Regions from separate parts of the Homo sapiens genome. Here region 2 is linked to region 1. Evidence: chromatin loops called from intact Hi-C (ENCODE). Cell type or tissue: dorsolateral prefrontal cortex. All regions are shown on one strand. Links, peaks and the distances in the headings refer to the core of each region. The heading gives the core; the rest is flanking DNA.

Region 1 (7,793 bases), core at 1,775-6,774:
TGTGGCGGTGCCCGTGGTGGAGGCAGTGCCCGAGGAAGGCCTGGCGCAGGTGGCACCGAGCGAGTCCCAGCCCACCCTAGAAATGTCAGACTGTGACGTGCCCGCCGGGGAGGGACAGTGCCCGAGCCTGGAGCCCCAAGAGGCCGTGCCTGTACTCGGCAGCACCTGCTTCCTGGAAGAGGCAAGCTCTGACCAGTTCCTGCCCAGTCTGGAGGACCCACTGGCTGGCATGAACGCCCTGGCGGCAGCTGCGGAGCTGCCCCAGGCCAGGCCTCTGCCCTCCCCGGGTGCTGCTGGAGCCCAGGCCTTGGAGAAGCTGGAAGCAGCCGAGAGCCTTGTCTTGGAGCAGAGCTTCCTGCATGGCATCACCCTGCTAAGTGAGATCGCAGAGCTGGAGCTGGAGAGGAGGAGCCAAGAGATGGGAGGTGAGAGTGCGCGACCTCTGAGTTCTGCAGATTCGTGAGTTTTAGTTTTGTGGTGATGGGGTCTTGCTGTGTTGCCCAGGCTGGAGTGCAGTGGCACAATCTTAGCTCACTGCAGCCTCAAACTCCTGGGCTCAAGTGATCTTCCCTCCCCAGCCTCCCCAGTAGCTTGGGCTACAGGCGTCCACCACCATGCCCAGCTAACTTTTTAAAAAGTTCTTTTTTTTAGAGATGGGGTCTTGCTCTGTTGCCCAGTCTGGTCTCAAACTCCTGGACTCAAGTGATTTTGCCCACCTTGACCTCCCAAAGTGCTGGGATTATAGGTGTGAGTCGCTCGCTGTGCCCGGCCTCTTAAACATTTTTTTATAAGATTTTTAAATTATGAAAAACCCGGAATATGGTTTATTCATATTAATTTTTTAAAAAATTGTGGTTAAGATACACATAACAAAATGTTCCATCTCGAGCATTTTTAAGCGTCCTGTTGAGTGAGTGGCATGTTAAGTGTGTTTGCACTGTGCAGCCAGTCTGTAGGTTTCCTGGTGGTGAAATTTCTCATTCTATTGATGGTGTGTTTTAGCAGGATTTCTTGGGTTGCAAGGAACAGAAACTCTCATTTAAATTGGTTTAGGCAGGAGAGAATTAATTGGCTCTTGGAACTGAAGTCCGGCAGTAATTAGGTAATTTCAGGTATGGCTGGATCTAGGTGTTCAAGCCAAGAAACCAAGTCTTTCTTTTCCTACACAGGCCCTTCCCTAGTCTCTCTCTCTCTGTGTCCCCGTCTCCTTCCCTCCTTCCCTCCTTCCCTCTTGCTGTTCGACTTTTCTCTCTGTTGGCCTCATTCAAGGCCGACTTACTGTCCTCACTGGGGTGGGGGGTGGTCTGTCAGTTCCTCCCAGGTCCCTGGGCCTGCTCAGCAGCCTTCCGAAAGAGGCCACCTCTTTCTTGCTAGCTTTGGCAAAAACACTGAGATTCATTCTCAAGGGCTGACTGCGGTTCATGCTTTGTTGTTGTTGTTTTTCTTTTTTTGAGCCATAGTCTCCCTCTATCACCCAGGCTGGTGTGCAGTGGTGTCATCTCGGCTCACTGCAGCCTCCGCCCTCCCGGGTTCAAGTGATTCTCCTACTTCAGCCTCCCAGGTAGCTGGGATTACAGGCATGTGCCACCATGCCTGGCTAATTGTTGTATTTTTAGTAGAGATGGGGTTTTGCCATGTTGGCCAGGCTGGTCTCGAACTCCCGACCTCAAGTGACCCGCCTGCCTTGGCCTCCCAAAGTGCTGGGATTACAGGTGTGAGCCACCGCTCCCAGCCTCGGTTCATGCTTTTTGCGGGCATCAAACTGAGTTCTGGGACATGGGCTGCGCTGATCATTACCTGTCCTTTGATCTGGGATGTGTTGCCTCTGGGGTGTAGGGAAGGGGGAGGGTAGTTCTCAAAGAGAATGGGATGCCTTCAGCAGAAAGGGCACTGAATGCTGGGCCAGACACAGAATGACTGATGTTCAGCATGGAAAACTGGGCCTAGAACTGGTTTGGAGGAAGGGCCGGGGCAACACCCGTTGAAGAGATGATATCCCTGCCAGTGTTTTAGTATATTTCCTCTAGAACACACATACACATATTTACTTCTCAAATTAAGATCTTTTTGTAAATAGTGTTCTGTAACCTGCCCTGCCCTTTTCACTTAAATTTTTTTTTTTTTTTTTTTTTTTTGAGACAGAGTCTCACTCTGTCACCCAGGCTGGAGTGCAGTGGTGCCATCTCGGCTCACTGCAACTTCCGCCTCCCAGGTTCAAGCGATTTTTCCTGCCTCAGCCTCCTGAGTACCTGGGATTACAGGCACGCACCACCATGCCTGGCTATCTTTTTGTATTTTTAGTGGAGATGGGGTTTCACCATGTTGGCCAGGCTGGTCTCGTACTCCTGACCTCAAGTGATCCACCCGCCTTGGCCACCCAAAGTGCTGGGATTACAGGCGTGAGCCACCGCGCCCGGACACTTTACTTAAAATGTTCTTTATTAAACATTTTTCAAAGCTGTGGGTTTTTTAATTTTTTTTTTTTTTTTACAAAAAGTAGAGATGGGGTTTCGCCATGTTGGCCAGGCTGGTCGCGAACTCTTGAACTCAAGTGATTTTCCCACCTTGGACTCCCAAATTGCTGGGATTACAAGCGTGAGCACCCGGCTTAAAGCTGTGGTTTTTAAAAAATCATTGTTTTAGGGACTGCCCAACTTTCTGCCTGGTGGTGGCCCTGGCCCTTGATGACCCAGTCTTAGATGGTCAGGCATTTTCGTCTGCTTTAAAACAAAGTTGTTTTTTTTTTTTCTCCGTTGCAAATAACATGATGGTTATCCTTGAAGAAAAAAAAACTTTGTCCGTATCTCTGATTTGCCTGGGATTGTATGCCCAGAGGTAGAACTGTTGGGTCCAAACAAGGCCACATTTTTCAAGGCTTTGTGACTGTCATGGTCAGATGGCCCTCAAGGAAGCCTGGAGAAGCCACGCTGCCATTGGCCTGTGTGAGCAACGCCCCCCTCCCCACTGGGAGGCACTTGTCCTAAAGTTCATTGCTGCTTTTCTCTCACGAAAATAGTTCAATAGAAACTTTTTTTTTTTTTTGGGTAGAAGAAAATCAAAATTCCCTTGGTTGGCCAGGCACGGTGGCACACGCCTGTAATCCCAGCATTTTGGGAGGCCGAGGCGGGCAGATCATCTGAGGTCAGGAGTTCGAGACCAGCCTGGCCAACATGGTGAAACCCCATCTCTACTAAAAATACAAAAATTAGCTGGGCGTGGTGGCGGGCACCTGTAATCCCAGCTACTCGGGAGGCTGAGGCAGGAAAATCACTTGAACCTGGGAGGCGGAGGTTGCAGTGAGCCGAGATGGTACCACTGCCCTCCAGCCTGGGCAACAAGAGTGGAACTCCATCTCAAAAAAAAAACAAAAAACAAAAAACATTCCCTTGGTCTTCCCACCTGGTACTGGTTTTGTTTTTGTTTTTAATTATTTCTGGGACAGAATCTCCCTCTGTTGCCCAGGCTGGAGTGCAGTGGTGTGATCTCCGCTCACTGCAAGCTCTGCCTCCTGGGTTCAGGTGATTCTCCTGCCTCAGCTTCCCAAGTAGCTGGGATTACAGGCACATGCTACCACATCCAGCTAATTTTTGTATTTTTAGTAGAGACGGGGTTTCCCCATGTTGGCCATGCTGGTCTTGAACTCCTGGCCTCAAGTGATCCGCCCGCCTCAGCCTCCCAAAGTGCTGGGATTACAAGTGTAAGTCACTGCACCCAGCCCAGAATTCTCCACCCTATTAGGACACCAGCCTTACGGAATGAAGGCCCACTGTCATGACTTGAACTTGACCACCTCTGCAAACGCCCTGTCTCCCACAGAGGTCACCTAATGAGGTTACTAGGGGTTAGGATTCTCGCATATTAAATTAGTGGGGACACGACTGAACCCATCACCACTGGCCTAGAGGTCACTTGGGCGTCCCTTGCCTGATCAGTTAAGAGCTTAGGGATAATAGGTTTGTGGGAGGGTGAAGGAGGTGACAGAGTTGTACCTTGGTCCCCTCTTGGAGAACAGAACAGCCCTCCATCCTTACCTGACATTGTAGACTCTTAAGTCTCGCAGGACCTCGAGGCGGGGGTATGGGGTGGGTGAGATGGTTTCAATCTAACATCAACCTTTGGGAGCTGATCAGGTTTGCGGCTTTGTGGCCTCAGTTTCCCTAAAGATATAAGAAGAGCGGCCAGCCGCGGTGGCTCACGCCTGGAATCCCAGCACTTTGGGAGGCCAAGGCAGGCGGATCACTTGAGGTCAGGAATTTGAGACCAGCCTGGCCAACATGGGGAAACCCCATCTCTACTAAAAATAAAAAAATTAGCTGGGTGTGGTGACACATACCTGTAGTCCCAGCTACTCAGGGGACTGAGGCAGAATTGCTTGAATCCAGGAGGCGAAGGTTGCATGAGCCAAGATTGGTCACTGCACTCCAGCCTGGGCGACAGAGTGAGATTCTGTCTCACAAAAAAAAAAAAAAAAAAAAAAAAAAGATATAAGAAGAGCAAAACAAGCATTCTCAACTAGGGATGATTTTGTCCCCCCAGGGGACATTGGCAACCACATTTTTGGTTGTCACAGCTTGGGGGGAGCACTACTGCCATCTAGTGGGTAAAGGCAGGGACTCAGCAAGACACCCTACAGTGAAGGCAGAGGACAAGCCCCCAGCAGAGATGCGAATGAATAGTGAAATGTGAATAGTGCCAAGGAAGAGAAGCTCCCCCTCAGCAGCATCATTAGTCATGTCTGTCTCTGGAACTTTGCACACTGCCAATAGAGAATATGGTTTTCGGCTCACCGCAGTCTCCGCCTCCCAGGTTCAAGCGACTCTCCTGCCTCAGCCTCCTGAGTAGCTGGCATTATAGGCATGCGCCACCAGGCCCGGCTAGTTTTTTGTATTTTTAGTAGAGATAGGGTTTCTCCATGTTGGTCAGGCTGGTCTCGAACTCCTGACCTCAGGTGATCCGCCCGCCTCGGCCTCCCAAAATGCTGGGATTACAGACGTGAGCCACCACACCCAGCCAAAAATTGGTATTTTAGATCACAAAGAAAATGTCAGCCGGGCATGGTGGCTCACGTCTGCAATCCCAGTACTTTGGGAGGCTGCGGCAGAAGGACTGCTTGTGCCCAGGAGTTTAAGACCCGCCCGGGCAACATGGCGAGACCCCATGTGCATTAAAAAAATGAAATGTCAATTGAAAAATTATAATAGAACTCATTTAAATTTGGTAGAGACTAAAGCAAGATCTCTGTGGTTGGAGCACCCTTCCTGGAGGGTAGGGGGAGTATTTATCAGAGAACTGCACACACCTGGTCATATTCATCACACTGGTGAGGCTCTTCCTGTCACACGTGTCCCAGCTATGTGCCCATGTGCTCCTATTACAAAAAGATAGGAGGCCGGACACGGTGGCTCACGCCTGTAATCTCAGCACTTTGGGAGGCTGAGGCGGGAGGATCACTTGAGCCCAGGAGTTCAAGACCAGCCTGGGAAACATAGCAAGACCCCATCTCTACAAAAAAATACAAAAACTAGCTGGGTGTGACGGCATGTGCCTGTGGTCCCAGCTACTCAGGAGGCTGAGGCAGGGTGATTGCTTGAGCCTGGCAGCTTGAGGCTGTGGTGACGTGTGATGGTGAACTCCAGCCAGGGTGGGGGACAGAGTGAGACCCTATCTTGAAAAGACAGGAAACAATCTAAATGCCATCAATGGGAGATGACTTAGATGAATCAAAACTCATCAATTCAAGAGTGTTCTAGGCTGCCCTTCCGCCCCCGCCCCCCCACATGATTCTGCGTAGGCTCCTTTGCACGTTTGGCCATTTAAAATTGCTGGCATTCTAGTGTTTTTGACCTTTAGAGATGGCAGTTTTTATAAGGTCCAAGCTCATAATGAGGAGGTAGATGTTTGCTTTGTGCTAATATGAGAAAAGACATTAAGCAGAAAAAAAGCAAAATGTGATACAGTATGTACTGATTGAGATCTTTTTTTTTTTTTTTTTTTTCCTGAGACAGCCTCCCTCTGTTGCCCAGGCTGGGGTACAGTGGGGCTATCATGCCTCCCCGCAACCTCTGCCTCCTGGGTTCAAGCGATTCTGGTGCCTCAGCCTCCCAAGTAGCTGGGATTACAGGTGGTCACCACCATGCCCAGCTAATTTCTGTATTTTTAGTAGAGAGGGGGTTTTACCATGTTGGCTAGGCTGGTTTCAGACTCCTGGCCTCAAGCCATCCACCCGCCTCGGCCTCCCAAAGTGCTGGGATTACAGGCATGAGCCACCGTGCCCAGCCTGAGATCGTGTGTGTGTGTGTGTGTGTGTGTGTGTGTGTGTGTGTGTGTGTGTGTGTGTTTTCTTTGAGACAGGCTCGCTCTGTTGCCCAGGCTGGAGTGCAGTGGTGTGATCATGGCTTACTGCAGTCTCAACTTCCTGGGTTCAAGTGATCTTCTTGCCTCAGCCTCCCGAGTAGCTGGGACTACAGGCACCCAGTTTACATTTATATTTTATTTAATTTTGTTTTTGAGCTGGAGTCTCGCTGTGTTGCCCAGGTTGGAGTGGCTCAATCTCAGCTCACTGCAACTTCTGCCTCCTGAGTTTAAGCAGTTCTTATGCCTCAACCCCCGAATAGCTGGGACTACAGGTGCTTGTTACCATGCCCAGCTAATTTTTGAATTTTTAGTAGAGACAGGGTTTCACCATGTTGGCCAGACTGGTCTCAAAACTGCTCACCTCAAATTATCCACCTGCCTTGGCAACCCAAAGTGTTGGGATTACAGGCGTGAGCCACTGCACCCGGCTTATTTTTATATTTTAAAGGATGCCCGTGGATGTCGTGTGCATTTGAATATGCATAATCATTTCTGGAACTGTCTACTGGAAACTGCACCCACAGTAGCCTCCCGAGGGAGGGACCTGTGTGTTGGAGGAGGAAGGAAGCGGGCTGTCTTTTTTTTTTACACCTTTCTGCTTGGTTTGTGTTTTTCATCCTGGGCTTTTTTCTGATTATAAGAGCTATGCATATTCACTATGGAAAAATGCACGTACAAATAAGTGGAAGGAGAGCCGTACTGCTGGAAAGAACCCTTCGGTCTTTGGAGGCCCTCCCTCTGGAGGCTTATGCTGTGCCTAGCCTGTACTCTGTGAATAGAGCACAGGACCCTGTGCCAGGCGTGCTGCCTTCTCTCCTGTTCGATTGATTGATTGATTGATTGAGATGGAGTCTCCCTCTGTCACCCAGGCTGGAGTGCAGTGGCGCCATCTCGGCTTACTGCAAGCTCCGCCTCCCAGGTTCTCGCCATTCTCCTGCTTCAGCCTCCCGAGTAGCTGGGGCTACAGGCGCCCGCCACCACACCCGGCTAATTTTTTTGTATTTTTTAGTAGAGATGGGATTTCACCGTGTTAGCCAGGATGGTCTCCATCTCCTGACCTCATGATCTGCCCGCCTCGGCCTCCCAAAGTGCTGGGATTACAGGCGTGAGCCACCACGCCTGGCCTATTTATTTATTTTTTTTGAGATGGAGTCTTGCTCTGTTGCTCAGGCTGGCATGCGGTGGTGCAAACTCAGCTCACTGCAACCTCTGCCTCCCGGGTTCAAGTGGTTCTCCCGCCTTAGTCTCCCGAGTAGCTGGGATTCCAGGCGTGTGCCACTACACCCGGCTAGTTTTTGTTATTTTTAGTAGAGGTGGGGTTTCACTGTTTCACCATGTTGGCTAGGCTGGTCTTGAACTCCCGACCTAAGGTGATCTGCCCGCCTCAGCCACCCAAAGTGCTGGGATTACAGGCGTGAGCCACCATGCCTGGCCTTCTC
Region 2 (7,793 bases), core at 1,513-6,512, 340 kb before region 1:
TTCCTGTCTCACTCGATGAAGCACTGATGGGACCTGGCATGGTCTAGGTCCCTGGGGGCTGCTGAGAACAAGAGAAAGCTGGGTGGTTTGTACTGCGCCAGAGGACCCACGGTACAGTAGGCAGAGTCCAGTGCACCTCGAAGGCTGCTTTTTGGGTCCAGGGGAAGAGTAGAGCATGTGTTCAGCATTTGGGCTTCTCAAGGGGCTGCCTGAGGGACTGGCTTCTGTCTCACCCAACTCACTGCTGGCAGAACCCAACCTACTCTAGATGCCTTGGAGCTGCTGAGGCCAAAAAAGAGCTGGGCAGCTTACAGCAGCTCCAGAGGGCCTGTGATACCTCAGACAGGCACCAGAAGAAGCAAGAGCTTGCAAGCTCCTGAAAAAAGGAAAACAAAAGCCTGAGCACTTATATTAGCCTACGATTTAGCAAAATCTTCTTGCAGGAAGCCTATTTTAGAATAAAGTATGAGTATCTCATGTAATTTATTGAGTACTGTACTGAAAGTGAAAAAGAGAATGATTGTATGGGTACTTGAATTACAGTTTCTACTGAATGTGTATCACTTTCACACCACAGTAAAGTCAAAAAGTGTAAAACCATTGTAAGTTGGAGACCATCTGTATATGCACCCGACATCAGTGCACCCAAATATGTGAAGCAAATATTGACAGCCGAAGGGAAAAATAACACAAAAATAGTAGGAGATTGCAATACCTCACTTTCAATCATTGTTAGCACCACCAGGCAGAAGATTAGTAAGGAAACAGCTGACTTGAACAACACTATAGACCTAACAGACACATACAAAATATTCTAGCCAACAGGCACAGAAAACACTTTTTCTCCTCTGTTGCGCATGGAACATTTTCCAGGATGGAGAATATTAGATCATAATACAGGTCTTAACAAATTTAAGATCAAAATCATACCAAGTATCTTTTCCAGCCACAAGGCGATACACTTAGAAATCACAAACAGCAAGAAAATTCACAAAGTATGAGAACTAAACACACTGTCCGGGCATGGTGGCTCCCACCTGTCATCCTGGCACTGTGGGAGGCCGAGGCAAGTGGATCACCTGAATTCTGGAGTTCGAGACCAGCCTGGCCAACATGGCAAAACTCTGTCTCTACTAAAAATACAAAAATTTAGCTGGGTGTGGTTGCGTGCGCCTGTAATCGCAGCTACTTGGGAGGCTGAGGCAGGAGAGAATCGCTTGAACCAGGGAGGTGGAGGTTGCGGTGAGCAGAGATTGTGCCGCTGTACTCCAGCCTGGGCGACAGAGTGAGACTCTGTCACAAAAAAAAAAAAAAAAAAAAAAACCACACACACACACTGAAAAGCTTTTTTTTACTAAGATCAGGAACAAGGCAAGGATATCACTGTCACCACTTCCATGCTATATAACACTGGAAGCCCTAGCTAGAGCTATTTGGCAGGAAAAAGCAAAAGCATCTATATCCGTGCAAGTTCACAGATAACATGATCTTATACATAGAAAAATCTGCAATTTCCACAAAAAAACTTGTTAGAATTAATATATTCAGTAAAGGTGCAGGATACAAAATTAGCACATAAAAATCAGTTGCGTTCCTGTACACTAACAAACACTCCAAAAAGAGAAATTAAGAAAATCTAATTTATAATACATCAAAAAAGTTGGAATACTTAGGAACAACTTAACCAAGGAGTGGGTAAAGACTTATACACTGAAAACTATAAAAAACTGCTGAAATAATTAAAGAAGACATAAATAAATGGAAAGACATCCCTAAAATGCATATGGAACCACAAAGGATCCCAAATATCCTAGACAGTCTTAAGAAAGAAGAACAAAGCTGGAAGCCTCACACTTCCTGACTTCAAAACTTATTACAAAGCTACAGTAATTTAAACAGGCAGACATGTAGACCAATGGAACATAATACAGTGCTCAGAAATAAATCCACACATTTATGATCAGCTGATCTTCAACAAGGGTGCAAAGAACACCCACCGGGGGAAAAGGTAGTCTCTGATTAATGGTGCTCTGTAAACTGAATATCCACATGCAAAAGAATGAACTTAGACGCTGATACCATATCTCATATCATAACACAAAAATCAACTCTTTAAATGGATTAAAGACTTAAGTGTAAGACCTGAAACTATAAAAACTAGAAGAAAACGTAGGTGGAAAGCTTCATGACATCAGTCTTGGCAATGATTTCCTGGGTATAATACCAAAAACAAGGTGACAAAAGCAAAAAACAGGCAAGTGACTACTAAGATGCTTTCAGCAAAGGAAACCATCAACAGAGTGAAAAGGCAGCCGGTGGAAAGGAATTGAAATCCTTTGGGAAAGGATCTCAGCATGTTCCTGTGTTCATTGCAGCATTATTCACAGTAGCCACAAGATGGAAACCACTTACTGACATGTTCGTCAACAGATGAATGGTTAAAATTTGGTATATTATGCAGCCTTTGAAAAGAAGGAACTCCTGGCACATACTAACAACACAGATAAACCACCTTGAGGGACATTGTGTTCAGTGCAATTAGCCAGTCATAGAAGGACAGATACTGCACGATTCCACTTAAATGCAGGATCTAAAGTAGTCAGACTCATAGAAACACAAAGTAGAACCCTGGGTGCCAGAGGCTGGGAGAAGGCAAAGTGGGGAGTCACTGTGCAGTGGGAAGTTTCAGTCATGCCAGATTAAGTTGTTTAGAGATCAGCTGTACAACATTTTGCTAACAGACCCTGTACACTTAAAAATGTGTTAATTGGGTAGTTTTTGTATTGTGTGTTTTCACCACAATTTTTTTTTTTTTTTTTTTTGAGATGGAGTGTCGCTGTGTTGCTCAGGCTGGAGTGCAGTGGTGCAATCTCAGCTCACTGCAACCTCCACCTTCCGGGTGCAAGCGATTCTCCTGCCTCAGCCTCCTGAATAGCTGGGACTACAGGCACATGCCACCATGCCCGGCTAATTTTTTGCATTTTTAGTAGAGACGGGGTTTCACCATGTTAGCCAGGATGATCTTGATCTCCTGACCTCGTAATCCTCCACCTGCTTCGGCCTCCCAGAGTGGTGTTTTGTTTTGTTTTGTTTTGTTTTGTTTTGTTTTGTTTTGTTTTGTTTTAGTTTTTGTTGAGATGGAGTTTCGCTCTTCTTGCCCAGGCTGGAGTGCAATGGTATGATCTTGGCTCACCATAACCTCCGCCTCCCAGGTTCAAGCAATTCTCCTGCCCCAGCCTCCCGAGTAGCTGTGATTACCTGCATGTGCCACCACGCCCGGCTAATGTTGTATTTTTGTAGAGGCGGGGTTTCTCCATGTTGGTCCGTCTGGTCTCGAACTCCTGACCTCAGGTGATCTGCCTGCCTTGGCCTCCCAAAGTGCTGGGATTACAGGGTGAGCCACCGTGCCCAGCCTACCGCAGTTTTTTTTAAAGGGCATATGGTTCATTTTTTCCCTCTGCCAAGAGGGATGTGCAGCATGAGTGAGAACAAAGTCTGTTTTGAACTACTGAGGTTTGAGTTTGTTCCAGCAGCATAACCTAGCACATCCTGACTGATAAGGATCATAAGGACCATAACTGCCCTTGGAGTTGGAGAACAGGAGCAGATTTGAGAGGTAGAGGATTAGAAGGTGATATGTTGCATGTGAAGGTGGGGAGAAAGCCAGAGGTCTCACAGGCGTGTCTGGTTTGGACCACTATGTAGTTGATGATGCTGTTTACAAAACTGGAAATGGAATCCAAAAGATTCAGGAGAGATTACTTTTGTTTTGGACATGTTGAGTTTTTAGGGGAGACATCCAGTGTGTACGTGTTTTTACAATGCCTGGCACATAGTAGGTGCTCCATAAATCAGTGACCCTAGATCAGTGATCCGGGTCAGTAACACAGGGAGAGATCTAGGCTGGAAAAAGATTTTGGAGTCTGAAATGAGCAGCAAAAGGAGGAAAGAGGAGGAGAGGGGTAAGGTGCCCATCAGGGAGATTATTATTAGCTTAGAAATGCTGGGCCATGCTAAGTTTAAAGTATGTTTTTTCATTTATTCACATCTTTTTATGCCCCTCAGCAACGTTTTGCAGTGGAGAGAATGTGTGTTATGATTACATGATGGATTACAGTATGTTTCAGAACTTGACTTTCACCTATGGATAACAGCATTCACATTTTAGTTTCTAATGTTAGGGTAAGGATTGTAGGTGTTTGGCCCATCATGGAAAATAAAGTGAAAAATGTTATATGGGGACCTGAGGCAGTGACGGCCTGGTGGAGCTGGCTCAGTGACCACCAGAGGAATGAGAGAAGTCCCCACCTTGTCCTTTGGATGAGAAAGGAGAGTTTATGCCTAATCTTCTGTCCTTATTTGTGGGCTGTGGAACGAGTTGCCACTAGGTGGCACAGATGCTCCATGAGGAAAGGGTTTTCTTCCTCTTGGGTGTTTGAAAAGTATGTGTCAGCAAAACACTGTTTTGTAAGCAGAATTGACACAGTTCTTTTGGGCTCAGTACCAAAGCAAATCGCTACGTGCATTTAGACTTTATCTAAGAAGTCCATGTTATTAGCGCATACGCTTTTACCTTTCTCAGTTGTGCAAATTCTCCTTATGCCATTCTTTGTAGCAAGATGGCTAAAGCAGTCGCTAATCCTTGAGGATTCCTGATATTTAAGACATGAGCCACAAGCTAATTTTGACCCGTGTGAGACTAAGGGCACCTGCTTTCTCATTGCAGTGTCTTTGCCAGTAATATAAATTCCAGTTGGCTTTTCAGGAACTTGTCGCTCTGAAATGAGGCGTTTATATTAATACGGCATTAATATAAACGTATTAATATAAGACGGCCTCTGGAGGAGGACTTGAATGGCTGGAATCAGTCCTCTGGAATCCCTGAAGAATAAGACACTGTATCTTTGATGAAATGGAGAGAGTCTTTGTTTCATTGATATGATGGAATGCTTTTGTCAAGGCTCTCAGCTCCCTTGTGTGTTCTCAGATAAAGAATTCATTAGTTTGTTTTCAGTGTGCTGCTTTTAGGAATGAATTGGGTGTGTTTGGTGTGAGACTGAAGAGTGTTACATAAAAGGAGATTTGAAGGTGATGCTTCTGGAATATGTATTCTTAGGGTCAGAAGTTTCACTGTTGAGTCTTTTCTGCCTTGCCACAGCCATAACTTTGCTTTATAAACTCAGAGCTGTGTAAGTCAAGTTTTCCAGAAACTTAGGGCCACAAGGTGGAGGTTTAGGCACACTCATGAAGCAAGCGCTAACGACGAGAGACCATCAGGTGGTGAGAGTTTAATCAGAGTAACTGAAGAACATCTGGTGTAGTCTTTTCGTGGAAACTGCAAATGTGTGTGTGGTTGTGTAACCACCCATCTTTTCCCAATGTCACTTGTATTTATTTATCTTTTCTCACCTGCCAGCTTTCTTCCCTGCTTGTTTTTCTGCCCTTTCTAGGTTCCCATCCTATTCTTTGTAGCATTTGCTGTTTTTAACTTTACAGCCGTGAAGTACAACCAAAATTCACATCTGCAGTGAACCAGTTTGTTGGTTAAAAAACAGGCATCTGCAGCCTCCTACAGTAGCTGCATGGCTGCGTGAAGAGAATGTAAATGAGTGTGGACCAGCTATCAATGCCAGGGCAGCTCCAGCTGTGATGGCGGGTGGTTGGCACTTATTAACAGCACTCTAATTTGGGGCCCAGCCAGTCAGCTGACTCCTGTGCTGAGCACGGCCTTCACATTTATCTAGAGATGAATGAAGCTTGGGCCACTTGTTCCTACTATCAGGGAAGACCTTTATTCAGGAAGTAGCGTTGACAAGAACCAAATAGCTGGGTAACAAAAAGATTTTTAAGCCCACAAATGAGGACTCATTTACTGGAGTGGAAGTCCATGCTGCATGATGTGAGTCAAATATGAAGGAGGGTGGTGTGAGAATTTCTCATCATGGAATGTGACCTGCCCTTGCTCCTCCAAGGTGAGTCACTTTCTTCAGAGCCCAGCATGGGTCCCTCTGAAGAGCTTCAGGTTCAGGCCGCAGAAGGACGCTCCCTTACAGGTATATCATGTAGGGTGCCTGGCAGAGCTCTCAGCTCATATTGGTCCCCACAGCAGCCCTACAAAATAGACACTGGCTTAAAGTCAGGTGATGGTAAATGGCAGAGCTGAGTGGGTCGCAGACACCATCCCTGTGAGCCTCCCTTCCGTCACGTACTGAGCAGGGCTGGCGTCATAGCAAGGAGGCTTCAGGATTTTTAACTCTACTTGTGTCTGAGTACTTCTGTCAGTTTTCACTTTTTAAAATTTCACTTTTTAAAATTTAAAAGCATAGTGAATCTATTCATCACAGACTTCTTGATCCTGGGAAGGTTTTGGTTAATTACACACGCAAGCACATCCTCTTCCCTTACCTGCTATTGAAGCACAGTAAATACAGCATAGAGTAGATGTGTTTGTTAGATTCTTTTAAAGAAGAAGAAAAATAATAAAAGGCAAATGTTGCTTGCCTCCCTTCCCACCCTGCCTTCCCATTAAGAGTCAAATACCATGCTTGCTGTTTCAGTGATTATTCAGAAGGGAGAGAGCTGACAACCCGAAATAGGGAAAGGTAAAAATACATACGCATTATAACAAAACGCCAATATGAATAAAAATTTTATTTTTGTTTCTGCTTGGCCCTGTGGAAATAGTTTTTTACCCCTGTATTTCAGCTACTTTATCCCTCATGTCAGATGCTAATGGTAGAAGCACCTGCCTCTCCCCTTGGCCCGCCTTGGAGGAGGCTGGGAGCTGTGAGTGAACATGGACTATGCTGCCACTCCCACTCCCTCTGCAGGGCTGCTGCAGCCCCTCAGGTTTCTCCCCTCGAAACTCGCAGAGGCAACTGCTGACCCCCCGGCAGGTGGCAGAGCCCACACCCACCTGCATTTCAGAGCCAAGGAAGTCTAGAGTCAGCGTGGGCTCCGAGAACCCGGCAGCGACCTGGGGCCTCAGATGTCGCCGACCTCCCTGATCCCTAGGAAATGGGCCTGGCTCTTCCTTGTCCCAGACAACATCCTGGTGCTCCCTTCTGGTCCTGAGCTGCCTTCCTGGGTTAGTGTTTCCACCTTCTCAGGAGACCAGTCACGAACCTCCTGTTCCATTCACATGAAGAGGCATTGTTTGGGACACGTCTTTTGCTGGGCTTTCATAGTAAGTTGTCTGTTTCAACAGTTCTTTTGAAGCCCTTACGTGAGAAGTGTTGATTGATGTGCAGCTCTGCACAGCACTGGGTGCTGTGAGGCCATGAATGGCAGTGAAATGCGTGGCTGTTGCTGCATCACAGTGAGGGAAACGGTATAGCTCAGTGGTTAAGACAAGGGATTTTGATATTAAACCCACTTATGCTTTAATTCTAGCTCCTCCACTCACTAGCTTTGTGACATAGGGTGAATACTTGATCTCCCTAAGCCACATTTCCTTTCCGTGTACAATAAGAACGGTTGCACCTACCTCGTAGAGCTTTTGTGCAAAACCAATGGAAACAGCGTGGGTAAAGTGTCAAGTGCAGTGCCTGGCACTTTGTGTCACGAAGTAATAGCTGCCCAGTGAGGATGGTGTGTGCAGATGTGCGGCCTCAGGAGATGAACGGAGATCCTAGAAAGGGGGAACTGCCTCCAGTTTTGTGAACCTGCTGCCACAAGAGCATGGAGTTCCCCTAAAGTGGGCAGGTGGAAAATCCCATCAGGGAACAGAAGATGACTCATCACTCACCACTCAACTCATTTCTACCAGCTCCCCAGTGTTCTGCCATGTAAAG

Evidence for each region. A loop is a pair of places that touch in the nucleus more often than their neighbours do. Peaks named below come from ENCODE experiments on the same cell type or tissue, not always from the same donor. Only the 100,000 strongest peaks of a DNase experiment are listed, where the experiment ranks them.
Region 2: it touches region 1 in a loop (2.9-fold over the local background); 17 of 110 quality-filtered maps call a loop at or near these places.

The regions. Positions count from the first base shown.
Region 1 is chr7:5,363,007-5,370,799 of GRCh38, reverse strand. It overlaps TNRC18 (trinucleotide repeat containing 18), which reads left to right. Exons shown (of 30, transcript NM_001080495.3): 11 at 1-425. Among named protein-coding and RNA genes, the nearest start is that of TNRC18-AS1, 52 kb to the left of the region's middle. In dorsolateral prefrontal cortex, for the core only: a CTCF peak has its summit at 4,582 (motif pointing left); DNase peaks (open chromatin) are centred at 2,394, 2,947 and 4,619; H3K27ac peaks cover 2,992 bases.
Region 2 is chr7:5,701,249-5,709,041 of GRCh38, reverse strand. The region is part of intron 13 of RNF216 (ring finger protein 216); the gene reads left to right. Among named protein-coding and RNA genes, the nearest start is that of MIR6874, 6.8 kb to the left of the region's middle. RefSeq lists enhancers at 336-405, 5,893-7,092, 7,556-7,793. In dorsolateral prefrontal cortex, for the core only: CTCF peaks have their summits at 4,187, 4,387 (motif pointing right) and 5,337; DNase peaks (open chromatin) are centred at 4,381 and 5,661; H3K4me3 peaks cover 1,908 bases; H3K27ac peaks cover 4,562 bases.